Linked DNA regions of Homo sapiens: all the other regions are linked to region 4. A link is a contact called in ENCODE Hi-C or POLR2A ChIA-PET data. All regions are on one chromosome and are shown on one strand. The core of a region is the stretch at or near the end of the contact, and the rest is flanking DNA. Distances in the headings are between cores, read along the strand shown.

Region 1 (3,130 bases), core at 124-2,623, 710 kb after region 4:
GGCTCAAATGGAAGAAAACAAAAATTCCCCAGGGCACGGTGGCCTGAGATGTCTAGATTCACATCCAGAACCCTTTCTGTGGGAAGGGAACTCCTGGCTTCCTTTCATCAGCACTGGCTCACCAAGTCCTGCGTGGCCAGAACTTGGCAGGTTGCCATGGATACCTGGAAGTGCTGTCCCAGCAGACAGCAGAGGCTTGCTGGGGCCAGGAGAATGTGGGGGCACCTGAACTGCTGGCCAGAAAGGCTAGATAAACAGGCCCCCCTGCCACCCTCATTTTGATCAGACCCCCTCCACCAGTCTCCTAAAACAGGGCTTTCCAAACTTTACCGGGCACAGGAATCCCCCTCTCCGCCGACCTAGTTAAAATGCAGATGCTGGCCGGGCGCGGTGGTTCACGCCTGTAATCCCAGCACTCTGGGAGGCCGAGGCGGGTGGATCACAAGGTCAAGAGATCAAGACCATCCTGGTCAACATGGTGAAACCCCGTCTCTACTAAAAATACAAAAAATTAGCTGGGCATGGTGTAGTCCCAGCTACTCAGGAAGCTGAGGCAGGGGAATCGCTTGAACCCAGAAGGTGGAGGTTGCAGTGAGCCAAGATTGTGCCACTGCACTCCAGCCTGGGCGACAGAGTGAGACTCCATCTCAAAAAAAAAAAAAAAAAAAAAAAAGCAGATGCTGATTCAACAGGTCTGGGGCGGGGGGTAGAAGGCGCTGAGATTCTGTTTTCCTAACGAGCTCTCAGGTACTGCTGCTGGTCCACCGGCCACACTGAGTAGCCAGGGCCTAAACTGAGTCCTGGTGGGTTTCAGAAACCTCAGCCAGATTCTGAAGGTCCCATTCCTGGACCCACTGCCTTAGGCCACCACTACCAGCCCTAACCCCAGTGGGAACCTCTTGCCTTCTTGTAGTGGAAGGACTCTCTCCAGTCCGTTTTTGTATCATTCACCATCAACCACTTCAAAGAAAGGAAATCAGCAGCCGGCATTTTGGGGAAACATTTTAAGCTGTCCTGTCCCTTCTCCAGCTCTCCAAGTTATATAATGCGTCCTTGTTGAAAATGCTGATAATGCTGTTTGGGTGGCAGGAAGCCAATTTCAGGCTACATATTGCTTGGGGCTGGGGCTGGGGTCAGGGAACGGGGCAGGGTCTGGGGAAGGTTTAAGGAGAGAAAGGGGCCAGGCAGATGGAGAGAGGACAGGAGGGCCAGGGTGGTCAAGGCCCGGGGATAAAGCCGATTGGTATGTCAGCAAAATCTGTCACTGGCTTTAGTGATTCGAAAGGCAGACACATTCTTTCATCTCTGTTAATCCTCATGTGATACAGAGGATTTTCCTGCCATTAAATCTGGAGAAAGAAAAATAAGCACTCAAACCTGCACAAGTAACTATTCCTCTTCACCCCTTCCTCCCGTCCCCCCACCCCCACCTTTACTTCTCTCTCAAACCATTTTCAGCATCTGTGGCTGCCTGACTTGGGAGATGGATGGGCTGAGGGAGTGGAGGGGGACCTCAGAGGAGCAGGACCAGGGAGACTCCCAGGACGGTAAGCAACATTTGAGGACCATTCACTAACGCTTCTCTGCAGGGGTTTCCTCTCCATCCATTTCCTTGCTGGGTTGTCAGTGATGCCATCTGAGTTGCTGTCAGGGCTGTAGCCTGACAAAGGGTTTCCTAATAGATCCAAACTGTCCATTTGTGGGGAGCTTCTGATTTTCTGTTGTTACTGGTTTCCCTTAGCCCAACACCAGGGTCATTAAGAAGGAAGGAATGTGAGGAAGAAAGAAAGGCAGGGCATTCAGGAAGAAGTGTGGAGGCATGGGAGGGTTCTCATGGGGCCCTCCTGGGCACTGGGTGACCTGTCCTTTCTCCCCTCAGGTAGGGGTCCCACGGCTGGGTGGTCCTAAGCCACTGGGTGGATGAAAGGCCGAGGGATGTTGGTCCTGCTTCTGCATGGTGAGTTCTCCTGCCGGTGGGTGCAAGGGTTGGGAAGAGGGGTGGAAGCCACAGAGCTTCTGCCCAAAGAGTCTTTAAAGTGGCTTCTGGGACAGCGGTATCTGGACACTTCTGATCAGGTTTCACTGACCCTGTGATCGTGGGGGAGGGGATAGAGAAAGCAAGAAAACAGCAGGTGGTGGGGATTTTTGTTTCCTAAAAACAAAACTCCTGAGCCGAATATATGAAATAGTCCTCTTGGTGATTTTCTTATTCTAATTTCAGATATGAATTCATTGGTGTGATAACCAAAAGCTACAGTGCTACAGTGTTTTTTTGTTTTGTTTTGTTTTTGGAGATGGAGTCTCGCTCTGTCACCCAGGCTGGAGTACAGTGGTGCGACCTCGGCACACTGCAAGCTCCGCCTCCCGGGTTCACGCCATTCTCCTGCCTCAGCCTCCCGAGTAGCTGGGAGTACAGGTGCCCGCCACCACGCCTGGCTAATTTTTTGTATTTTTAGTAGAGACGGGGTTTCACCATGTTAGCCAGGATGGTCTCGATCTCCTGACCTCGTGATCTGCCCGCCTCGGCCTCCCAAAGTGCTGGGATTACAGGCGTGAGCCACCGTACGGTGGTTTTTTCTTTTCTTTTCTTTTCTTTTTTTTTTTTTTTGAGACAGAGTCTCACTCTCGCCCAAGCTGGGGAGCAGTGGCATGGATCTTGGCTCACTGCAACCTCCGCCTCCCGGGTTCAAGTGATTCTCGTGCCTCAGCCTCCTGAGTAGCTGGAACTATAGGCACCTGCCACCACGCCCAGCTAATTTTTTGTATTGTTAGTAAAGACGGGGTTTCGCCATATTGCCCAGGCTGGTCTTGAACTCCTGACCTCAGGTGATCTGCCTGTCTCGGCCTCCCAAAGTGCTGGGATTGCAGGCATGAACCACCGTGCCCAGCCTACAGTGGTTTCTAATCACATTATTTTAAGCTCATTTAGTTAAAAACAAAAGTCCCTTTAAAAAACCACCTTCCTAAAGGAAAAAGAAAAAATGAAAAATGCCTTGGAATTATAGGATTATGGATATTGAAGTTATTTTTCAAAGTTTCTCGCTCTGTTATGTGCACTTTAATATACCAAGAAGACTCGTTATGAAATATTTTCCCTGGCTCTAGCTGTTCCAATCTGACTGAGATAGCC
Region 2 (2,956 bases), core at 341-2,840, 880 kb before region 4:
GGTGCCGGACAAAAGACTTGGAGGTACTGGAATATTGGGTCTGTGCCCCAGCCCTATCCGTGCCCAGTGTTGGGCACCCCCAGAGGCTAAGCTTGGCCAAAAGCTCCTCAGGCTTCCTCATCCCACTTGTTCATGGGATGGTTCCACCCATATGAAGAGTAAGGCCTGGGTGGTGCCTCTCCTCCTGACTCCAGCCTCCTTCCCCGGCCCCAGTCCCATCCATACAGGGGTGCTGGCCTGGCCCCCTCTGGTGGGAGGACAGATAAGCAAAGGGGTGGTGGGGACACTCTAGATGCTTCACCCACATCCCCTCGGGCTCCTTCCCCCACCCCATATAGCTTCCCCTCTCCTAATTCCCACAGCCTGTGCCTGGGACTCTTTGCAGGCCCGCCCGGGGCACATCCCCCTCAGAGCCAGAAGTACCCAGGAGTTTCAATCCCCACACTCACGGTAGCTCCTAGCTGGTGCAAGGGAGCATGCAGGTACAGTGCTCTTGCCTGGAGTCAGGACAGGCTCTGAGTTGACACTTGCCCTCCAGAGCTCCTCCTTTGGGAGGTCATGAGGTCATGAGGATGGAGCCCTCATGAAGGGGGTCAGTGCCCTTATAAAAAGCGACCCCAGAGAGCTCTCTCTCCCTGTCTCTGCCATGTGAGGGCACAAGGAAAAGTTGGCAATCTACAGCCCAGAAGAGGGCCCTCCCCCAAACCCGACCGTGCTGGTACCCTGATCTCGGCCTCTCAGCCTCCAGAACCATGAGAAGTACGTGTCTGTGGTTTATCAGCCCCCCCGCGTGTGGTACCGTGTTACAGCAGCCTGGATGGACTAAGACCCTTCTGCAGAGGGACTTTGTCTGAAACTGGCTTCCTCCCCTTCTTGGTCCTGCCCTTCCATACCCTTCCGTGTTTCTTGGGAGCACTTCCTTAATAAATTGCTTCCACACGAATCCGCGTCTCAGAAGCTGCTTCTGAGAAAACCGAAGTGATGGGGCCCCTGGGCTGCACAGTAATAACAGTTGTTACAGACGGCACCTCCTCCAACCCTCAGAACCAGACGGCCACAATGGTATTGACTGCATTGCACAGAGGAGGAAACGGAAACCCAGAGAGCAGAAGGGACTTGCCCAGGATGGTGGAGTTGGTGAGCAGAGCAGCCTACATTAAACCCAGCTCCAAAGCCAGCCCTGGGTCTTTGATGCCCCACAGAAAATACATGGGAGGAGCCCTGCAGCTCCTGAAAGGAGCTAACATCTCCCAAGCCCCACTTCCAGGGGCAATCTGGGGCCAGCCAGGTACTTAGATGGACAGATGACCAAGGAGAGACCACTCAAGCCCTCAGTTTGAGAATGCATTCCTCTGCGTTCACAGGCTTACCTGGAGCCAGTTCCCCAAAGCCCCACTGGACTTTTTAAGCCCCCAGAGGCCTTCAGACAGGAACCCACTGAGTCTTCAAACCCCCAATCTCCATGGGGTTAAAACAATCCCCAAAAGGCAGGACTTACTAGGAGTCGTTCAGAAACTGGCAAAAGCACCCTCTGAATAAATGTTCAGGGTTCCATCCGGAGACGCCCACGGTGACTGATGAGTCATCAGATAGCCAGCTGTCGCCACAGAGTGCTATATATAGAAGCTGGAGGGGTGCCTGGTACCTAAAGAAAGGGGAGGAGCACACACCTAGTAGGTGGGGTCTCAGCTGGGAGGCAGGCCTAGAGCACCTGGAAACTGCACCCTCAGCTCCCTCTGCCCCCCCAGCAAAACAGAATCTGGGTCAGCAATTCCCCGGCACAGAATGCCGCGTGAACTGGAAGCAAGCAGCAACAGGGCCGGACGTGGGCCATGCCAGTGCATTCATGATGATTACTGCTAATGATGGTAATGGGAGAATAATGGCTCAGTGAACTTCCCGCACATCACCTCGTCGTCTTCCCATCAGACATACACACTGAGGACGCGCTTGTATTGCTGCCATTTAGACAGCCGAAACAGAACTTCCAGACCTCAGGCTTGGTAGGCTGGGCCTGTGCTGTCCAGGACAGGGGCCACTAGCCACATGTTTCTACTGAACACTTGAAATGTGGCCCGGCCAAATTGAGATCCTCTGTCAGCATAGAATGCACACCAGACTTTGAAGATTTAGTTTCAAGAAAAGAATGTCAAATACCTTGTCAATAATTTTTTCCTGGTTTCATATTGAAATGATAATATTTTAGATACATCGGGTTGATCAAAATATATGATTAAGTCAATTTCACCTGTTCCTTTTTACCTTTTTAATGTGGCTTCTCGAACATTAAAATTATTAATACATATGTGGCTCACATTTGTGGCTTGCATTATATTTCTATTGGACAGTGCCGGGTTGCAGGCTGGAGGCCAGAACCTTCAGGAAATCCTGGCTATGCCCTCTCCTGACAAATAAAGCCTGCTTCCTGGTTCAAGGCTGAGAGAGGCCAGGGCTGCTCTCCAGACAATGCCAGTGGCCAGCTGCAGCTCCATGTACCGATCACAGAAGGTCCAGGTGACGCACAAAAGCCCCTGAGGGTCTGTGAACCCCAAACTTGTCCCTTATATCTTCTGAAAATGCACAGCTTTCCGGGGGAAAGATGATGAATTCTCCCTGGCCCTGTCTTCTGCCTTCCCCACTTAACCCCCAAGAGAGCTCCATGCTGTGTGATTGCATAATGAGGCCATGGAATAAGGCCACTTCACAAATGAAGCAGCTCTTTCCCTCACATATGCAAACAGCAGAGAGAGGCAAAGGAAAGTAGGGAGATGAGAAACAGAATGAGAAATGCAGACGAGACAGGCAATTCACACCAAGAGAGAGAAACTGTATCCCAGAGACAGACACACAATGTCACACACACTCTGCTCACTGACACCTGGGGGGAGGGGGAGAAGGGTGTGTGTGTGCACGTGTGTGGCGTGTTCATGTGCATGCATGCATGTGTGTGGAGCTA
Region 3 (3,025 bases), core at 277-2,776, 650 kb after region 4:
TGGCATTACAGGCATGAGCCACCTTGCCCAGCCAGTTTTTTTGTATTTTTAGTAGAGATGGGGTTTCACCATGTTGGCCAGGCTGGTCTCAAACTCCTGACATTAGGTGACCCACCCACCTTGGCTCCCCAAAGTGCTGGGATTACAGGCATTAGCCACTGTGCCTGGCCCTGGCTAGTTATTTTTAAACTCCAGTTATTTTCCAGAGCTATCTCCCAACCATCACCATTACGGACAATGCCCTGGAGTCTGAGGGTTGGCAGTGCCAGGTGAGGGATGCTAGTGTCTGTGAGAAACTGCCCTTGGGGAGGGAGTGGCCACCAACCAGCCCAACTGGGTGGGCAGGGCTCCTGGGAGAAACAGGCAGATGCTGCACGGGAATGAGGCCTGTGTGGGCCTCATGCTGAAGCTTCAGGGGCGGCTCGGTGTGAGTGCATTCAGGGTTCGATTCTCACCACCCCCAGTCCCTGCCTGGGCCTGGGTGAGGTTTGAGGGCTGACCCGAGGCAAGCCCAGAGCAAAGACAAGGTGCACATTGGGCTTTCCTGAGGCCTTCTCCCTCCAGTTCCAAGCCCTTTCTCAAACTGACTGTTTCCCCAGGACATGGCCCTGGGGGCGAGGCCAGAATCCCTTGTGGCCTCTTTTCTCTCTCTCTCTCTTTTTTTTTTGAGATGGAGTTTCGCTCTTGTTGCCCAGGCTGGAGTGCAATGGCGTGATCTCGGCTCACCGCATCCTCCGCCTCCCAGGTTCAAGCAATTCTCCTGCCTCAGCCTCCCCAGTAGCTGGGATTACAGGCATTTGCCACCATGCCCGGCTACTTTTGTATTTTTAGTAGAGACAGGGTTTCTCCATGTTGGTCAGGCTGGTCTTGAACTCCCGACCTCAGGTGATCTGCCCGCCCTGGCCTCCCGAAGTGCTGGAATTACAGGCGTGAGCCACCATGCCCGGCCGTTTTTTTTTTTTGAGACGGAGTCTCACTCTGTTGCCCGGGCTGGAGTGTAGTGGCGAGGTCTCGGCTCACTGCAACCTCCACCTCCCAAGTTCAAGCAATTCTGCCTCAGCCTCCCGAGTAGCTGGGATTACAGGCGCCCGCCACTACGCCCAGCTAATTTTTTGTATTTTTAGTAGAGACGGGGTTTCACCATGTTGGCTAGGCTGGTCTCAAACTCCTGACCTTGTGATTCGCCCTCCTCTGCCTCCCAAAGAGCTGGAATTACAGGCTTGAGCCACCAGGCCTGGCCTCGTGGCCTTTTTTCTTTAGGGGCGACCTGGTGGGTTCATCTGGAGCAAGGATGCCCTTCCTCACTTTGCTCAGAGCTCTGGGAAATTTCTGGGCCCTCTTAGGCAGTTCTCTTGATTCTCCCAGTCATGAACAAAGGCCCCCGTCCCCCACTGGGACTGGAACTCTTTGTTCTGGAAAGCTGAGTACTGCAGGGCAGGCCTGGGTCAGAGGCCACTGCCTGGTGTTCCCTCGGGGCAGAGTCCCCTCTAGCCACACTCTCACTGGCTTCTGAAAGAGGAAGGCTGACGAACTGGGTGACTCATCCCATTTCTGGAAAAGAGAGGATCAGGAGTTCAGATGGGCATGTTTATGACTGACGTCTGGATGAGATGACACGATAAACATAAGGGCTTAACAAAATTTAGCAAAGACTTGGGCAGCAGCCCATGAAGAAGTGTTTAGTTTTTCTATTAAAAAAAAAAAAAAGCCGGGCGCCATGGCTCACACCTGTAATCCCAGCACTTTGGGAGGCCGAGGCGGGCGGATCACGAGGTCAGGAGATCGAGACCTTCCTGGCTAACACAGTGAAACCCCGTCTCTACTAAAAATACAAAAATTAGCCGGGTGTGGTGGCGGGCGCCTGTAGTCCCAGCTACTCGGGAGGCTGAGGCAGGAGAACCGCGTGAACCCGGGAGGCTGAGCTTGCGGTGAGCAGAGATCGCGCCACTGCACTCCAGCCTGGGCGACAGAGCGAGACTCCGTCTCAAAAAAAAAAAAAAAAAAAAGCCAGCCGAGCGCAGTGGCTCACACCTGTAATCCCAGCACTTTGGGAGGACGAGGCAGGCGGATCACCTGAAGTCAGGAGTTCAAGACCAGCCTGCTGAACATGGTGAAACCCCGTCTCTACTAAAAATACAAAAATTAGCCGGGCTTGGTAGCGCGCCTATAATCCCAGCTGCTCTGGACGCTGAGGCAGGAGAATCGCTTGAACCCGGGAGGTGGAGGTTGAGGGAGCTGAGCTCATGCCATTGACCTCCAGCCTGGGTGGCAAGAGTGAAACTCTGTCTCAAAAAAAAAAAAAAAAAAAAAAGCCTTAATTCCAAAGCCACAAATGAGCCTACACCATTGGCTCATCTCAGCCTAAGAATCCAATTCCAGGAGGTAGGAGAGGGTGACCTGCGGTGGCCGAGAAGGATGTGACGGCTCTCCGAGGTGAACAACCGTTCATTCTCAATGAATAGTTTCACATGGACCCATGGACCCATTTCAGGGATTTGCTGTTCTTTAAAACACGGCAGAAAAAACCCCAAACAAAAATTCCTATGTACACCAGTCACCCCTTCTCTCTTCTGCTTTTTGGCTAACATCAGGCCAGGGACACATGGTGGCCCTAGCTCAGTCTTTGCTGGGACTTGGTGACAAGCCCAGGGACAAAGAAAACCAGTCTCTACTCTGACCTACCCCAAAGGGTGCCCATTAGGGACGGGGCAAATAAACAAGCTTTGAGATTTTTACATGGAAATCTCAAGGGACCAAGATTTCACTCACTCTGGTAAAACAAAAACAAAAACACCCTCCTTCTGTTCCCCGGAACTGAGCTTCTGAGTAACAACTGTTGGCCTCTACCCACACACACAGCTCAGTCTCTATTTGCAACAAGATCCTGGATGCTGGGCTTTGATATGAATTCTAACCCTTTGATTTCAGCACCTGTCTGTCCCTGCTGTGTTGTAAAAGTGGGGTGGGGGTGGGAAGCTATAACCACTTCTAGACAGGAAGTTATTTAGGCAAAAAAAAAAAAAAA
Region 4 (3,407 bases), core at 25-2,524:
TCAAAAAAGTACAATACATCAAAACTGAGAATGACGTTTTACAGGAGTTAAGTAGAGCCTACTCTTTCAGTCATCTGCAAACAAGTATCTGTTATCAGTCTCTAAAAACAAATTACTGTGACGCTTTAGAGCCTAATATCTGCATACTAATGTATCTCAATTGATAACCCTGATCTGAAGTCTTGCAATAGATAAAAAATAAAATTCTGATTAACTTTTTCTGAACCTGGGTTATAAGATGTACAACAGAGTCCCAAAATGTTACGGTGCCTTTTCTTCACACACTGAAATTCGTTAGTATATTCTGATCCTATTCTGAAGGGATTAACAACTTAATCATGCCCCAAGGCATTTCATGGGTAACTAGGTGATTTATAAACCCCCTTCATACTCCAAGAAATAACAGACTACTTACAAAAAAATTTTACTCACACTAACTTCATTAAGACCTCAAACACTCAAAAGTTCCAGAAAAAAAGTACTTTGAATTCAAATTTGTATTTTATACACAACGTATGTAGCTCCTGCATTAACTTAGAAGCAATAACAGCTTACATTTAAAACGTATCGTCAAGAGGCTGTAATACAAATTTCCCATCTATAGAGTTTTTTCTAAAAGCTCGAATATTATGTATTCCAGCCAAGAAATCAAGAGAGTTCTGTTGGGAACTCGGACAAAAATTTCACACAATTTTCAGTGGAAGTGTAACAACACGCAAAATTAACAAGTCTCTGTTGCATCGTTGCCAGGAAGACCCCAGATACAAAGCTTCTTCTCCACCTCTGCTGAACCCCAGGAGTTCAAAAATTCTAGACTAAGCAGTCCAGCGGAGAACACAGCAGCCTCTCGGGGAGAGGGAGGTGCAAACGTCTCAGCCGGTTGGGCGGGAAGGGGGGCTGGGGAACAGGCAGGGGTTTCGGGGCACTTACAGGTCCGTCAACACCATAAGCTCCGAGTAGGCCCGGTGCAGCAGAAATTCAATGAGGGTGCTCAGCCGGTAGCCCGGGCTAGCCGCAGCTGCAGCGGCCGCCGCCACGGCGGCTCCCGGGGGAGGAGGGGCTGGGGCTGACGGGGGTCCGCCGCTGCCCCCGCCGCCGCCTCCGGGCGGGACCAGCTGGTGGTTCTCCAGCTGCACTGGGGCCATGGCGGCGCAGGACCGGGCTTGGCGCAACGGCACACGATGCGGTCCTCGAGCCTCCCGGGCGCTCGGTCACCGCGCCGAAACGGGAGCGGGCAGAGTCGCCACCGCCTACCGCCGGGCCGCCTCAGAACAGGAAGCCGTGCGCCGACCGCGGAAGCCCGCCCCCATGTAGCGAGAAGTCCGCCGACCCCAGGGACAGGAGCGAGGGGCGGGGGGAGGCGGGGATGGGGGGGAAGCAGGGCGGCCCCGCAGAGGGGAAGCTGCGCCTCCGCAAACGCTCAGAAGCAGCTTCGCCAGACAGCCGCAACGTACATGTTGACTGCCCGAGGCGGAAGTCGATCGGCAGAGCGGAAGGGGGACCTGCAGAGGACCTTCCGACAGGTCTGTGTCTGTTCTCTCAGCTGTCTAGCACCGCAGCGCTGGGGGGCGCGTGGGAGTGAGGCGGTACCTGTGAGCGCGCGGGAGAGCGGAAAAGGGAGCCGCGCGCCGCCGGAAACCAGGGTGAGGGCTGAGCCGGAGTCGTCACCGGGAACGTCAGCAGTTGCCCCGCCCTTACCCTCGCCGCTCTCCCTCCCGCCTCCGCCCCCTGGCGTTGTAAAGGCGACAATTTGCCCAGAGAAATCCACCATCGCTTCCTAAGTGGGGCACAAACACAGCCAGGGGAGGCCTCCTCTAAATGTTCGTGAATTCTGGTTCTGGAATCGCGAAGAAATGGGAGCGGCCGCGCGCTTGTGATTCTCAGGCCTTTGCTCCTCCCATACACGTCCACGGCGCGTTACGTGGGAGAACGTTTTCGCCCCTTTTTTTTTTTTTCCAAACTGTGGGAAAAGGTGCTAGAAAATATGATTGCGGGTAGAGACAGGGCCGCTGGCAGAGTAACTCAATTTTAATAGAGTCGGGTGTATGCTGAGGTCGTCACCATCCCCCAAATCCTGTCAGTCCCACACAAAAACGGCCCTTAAATCCCCTGCCACGGGCTCTCATATAGTTTTTGTCCTTGCTCTTGCAGTCACCGCTCTATTCTGAAGGGCTTTTCAGTTCATCCATGCCTACCGACACTCCCGTCCCCCCCATCAAAGTCCACGTTTAATTTTTTGTACCTGCTTTAAAACAGCGATTCTCAACCTTGGCTGCACTTTGCAATTATCTGAGGAGCTGTTTTTTAAAAAAATACTTAGATATATGGGTTCCACCCCTGTAGATTCAGATTTAATTGGTCTGGCTTGAGGTCTGGGCTTGGGGAATTTTTGAACTTTCCTAAGGTGATTCTAACATGCCCTAACGTAGAGATTCACTATTAGAAGCATTCGTTGCTGCGACCCCTTTCAAACATCTTTTTGCAGTTTCATCTCCTCTTGGTGTAAGAGATGTTCATGATGTTCCCTAAGGTTAGAATATTCTTACTGTCATCACTTGGGTAATTCTTTATCATTGTTGAAAGCGGTTCATCTGCTTCTGAAGGTGTAAGCTCACTTGTTCCCTCCCTTGGTGGTCCTAAAGCACATTGAAACAGAATATCATTGTGCTAGTTATTAAAATGCATTGGGATTATTTATACCCCTTACAGATACAGTTGCTGGAAGGCAGCTACCTTATTTTTAAATATTATTTTTATTTTTAATTGATAGTATATACTTATGGCATACAATGTGATGTTTTGAAACATGTAACCATTGTGGAATGAGCAAATCAGGCTATTAACATCTATCAAATGATATACATACTTACTTCTTTTGGTGAGAACATTTAAAATCCACTTTTAGCAACTTTGGAAGATACAAAAGGTTATTGCTAATTGTAGTCACATTGCTGTGCAATAGATCACCAGAACTTATTCCGCCTATCTAACTGAAACTTTGTACCCTTTGACTAATATTTCCCCTTTCTCCACCCACTGTCCTACCCGGCCTCTGGTGGTAACCACCATTCTACTCTTTACTTTTTTTTTTTTTTTTTTTTTTTGAGACAGAGTCTCGCTCTGTCGCCCAGGCTGGAATGCAGTGACGCGATCTTGGCTCACTACAACCTCGCGTCCCAAGTTCAAGCGATTCTCCTGCCTCAGCCTCCTGAGTAGCTGGGATTACAGGCACGTGCCACCACGCCCAGCTAATTTTTTTTAAATTTTTATATTTTTAGTAGAGATGGGGTTTCGCCATGTTGGCCAGGCTGGTCTCAAACTCCTGACCTCAGGTGATCCACCCACCTTGGCCTCCCAAAGTGCTGGGATTACAGGCATGAGCCACCATGCCCGGCCTGAATTTCATT

What was found. A loop is a pair of places that touch in the nucleus more often than their neighbours do. ChIA-PET counts read pairs that join two places held with the same protein, here RNA polymerase II (POLR2A). Pooled maps may share reads with other maps.
Region 1: a loop to region 4 is called in a pooled map, with 8 times the contacts of the local background. The contact joins the promoter of NYX here to the promoter of MED14 in region 4. A Hi-C loop is called at or near these places in 3 of 37 single-sample maps with no recorded cell type and 8 of 50 pooled maps.
Region 2: a loop to region 4 is called in a pooled map, with 7 times the contacts of the local background. The contact joins the enhancer-like site here to the promoter of MED14 in region 4. A Hi-C loop is called at or near these places in 2 of 37 single-sample maps with no recorded cell type and 7 of 50 pooled maps.
Region 3: a pooled map shows a loop between it and region 4 (4-fold over the local background). The contact joins the enhancer-like site here to the promoter of MED14 in region 4. A Hi-C loop is called at or near these places in 3 of 50 pooled maps. POLR2A ChIA-PET finds 5 or more read pairs at or near these places in 3 of 52 experiments (BJ, CD8-positive, alpha-beta memory T cell and WTC11).

The regions. Positions count from the first base shown.
Region 1 is chrX:41,445,970-41,449,099 of GRCh38, forward strand. It overlaps NYX (nyctalopin), which reads left to right and starts at 1,374. Exons shown (of 3, transcript NM_001378477.3): 1 at 1,374-1,547; 2 at 1,880-1,957. The coding sequence starts at 1,936.
Region 2 is chrX:39,854,266-39,857,221 of GRCh38, forward strand. No RefSeq gene overlaps it. Among named protein-coding and RNA genes, the nearest start is that of MIR1587, 18 kb to the left of the region's middle. RefSeq lists enhancers at 1,093-1,212, 1,483-1,562. Within about 2 kb of position 1,591, at least 10 of the 41 ENCODE cell types and tissues checked have a DNase peak (open chromatin) inside an H3K27ac peak, as active enhancers do.
Region 3 is chrX:41,380,390-41,383,414 of GRCh38, forward strand. No RefSeq gene overlaps it. Among named protein-coding and RNA genes, the nearest start is that of DDX3X, 48 kb to the left of the region's middle. RefSeq lists an enhancer at 1,347-1,641. Within about 2 kb of position 1,527, at least 7 of the 41 ENCODE cell types and tissues checked have a DNase peak (open chromatin) inside an H3K27ac peak, as active enhancers do.
Region 4 is chrX:40,734,268-40,737,674 of GRCh38, forward strand. MED14 (mediator complex subunit 14) reads right to left here and starts at 1,275. Exons shown (of 31, transcript NM_004229.4): 1 at 931-1,275. The coding sequence starts at 1,145. MED14OS (MED14 opposite strand) reads left to right here and starts at 1,423. Exons shown (of 2, transcript NR_169211.1): 1 at 1,423-1,523. RefSeq lists enhancers at 645-1,566, 1,567-2,487 and silencers at 883-1,262, 1,523-1,612.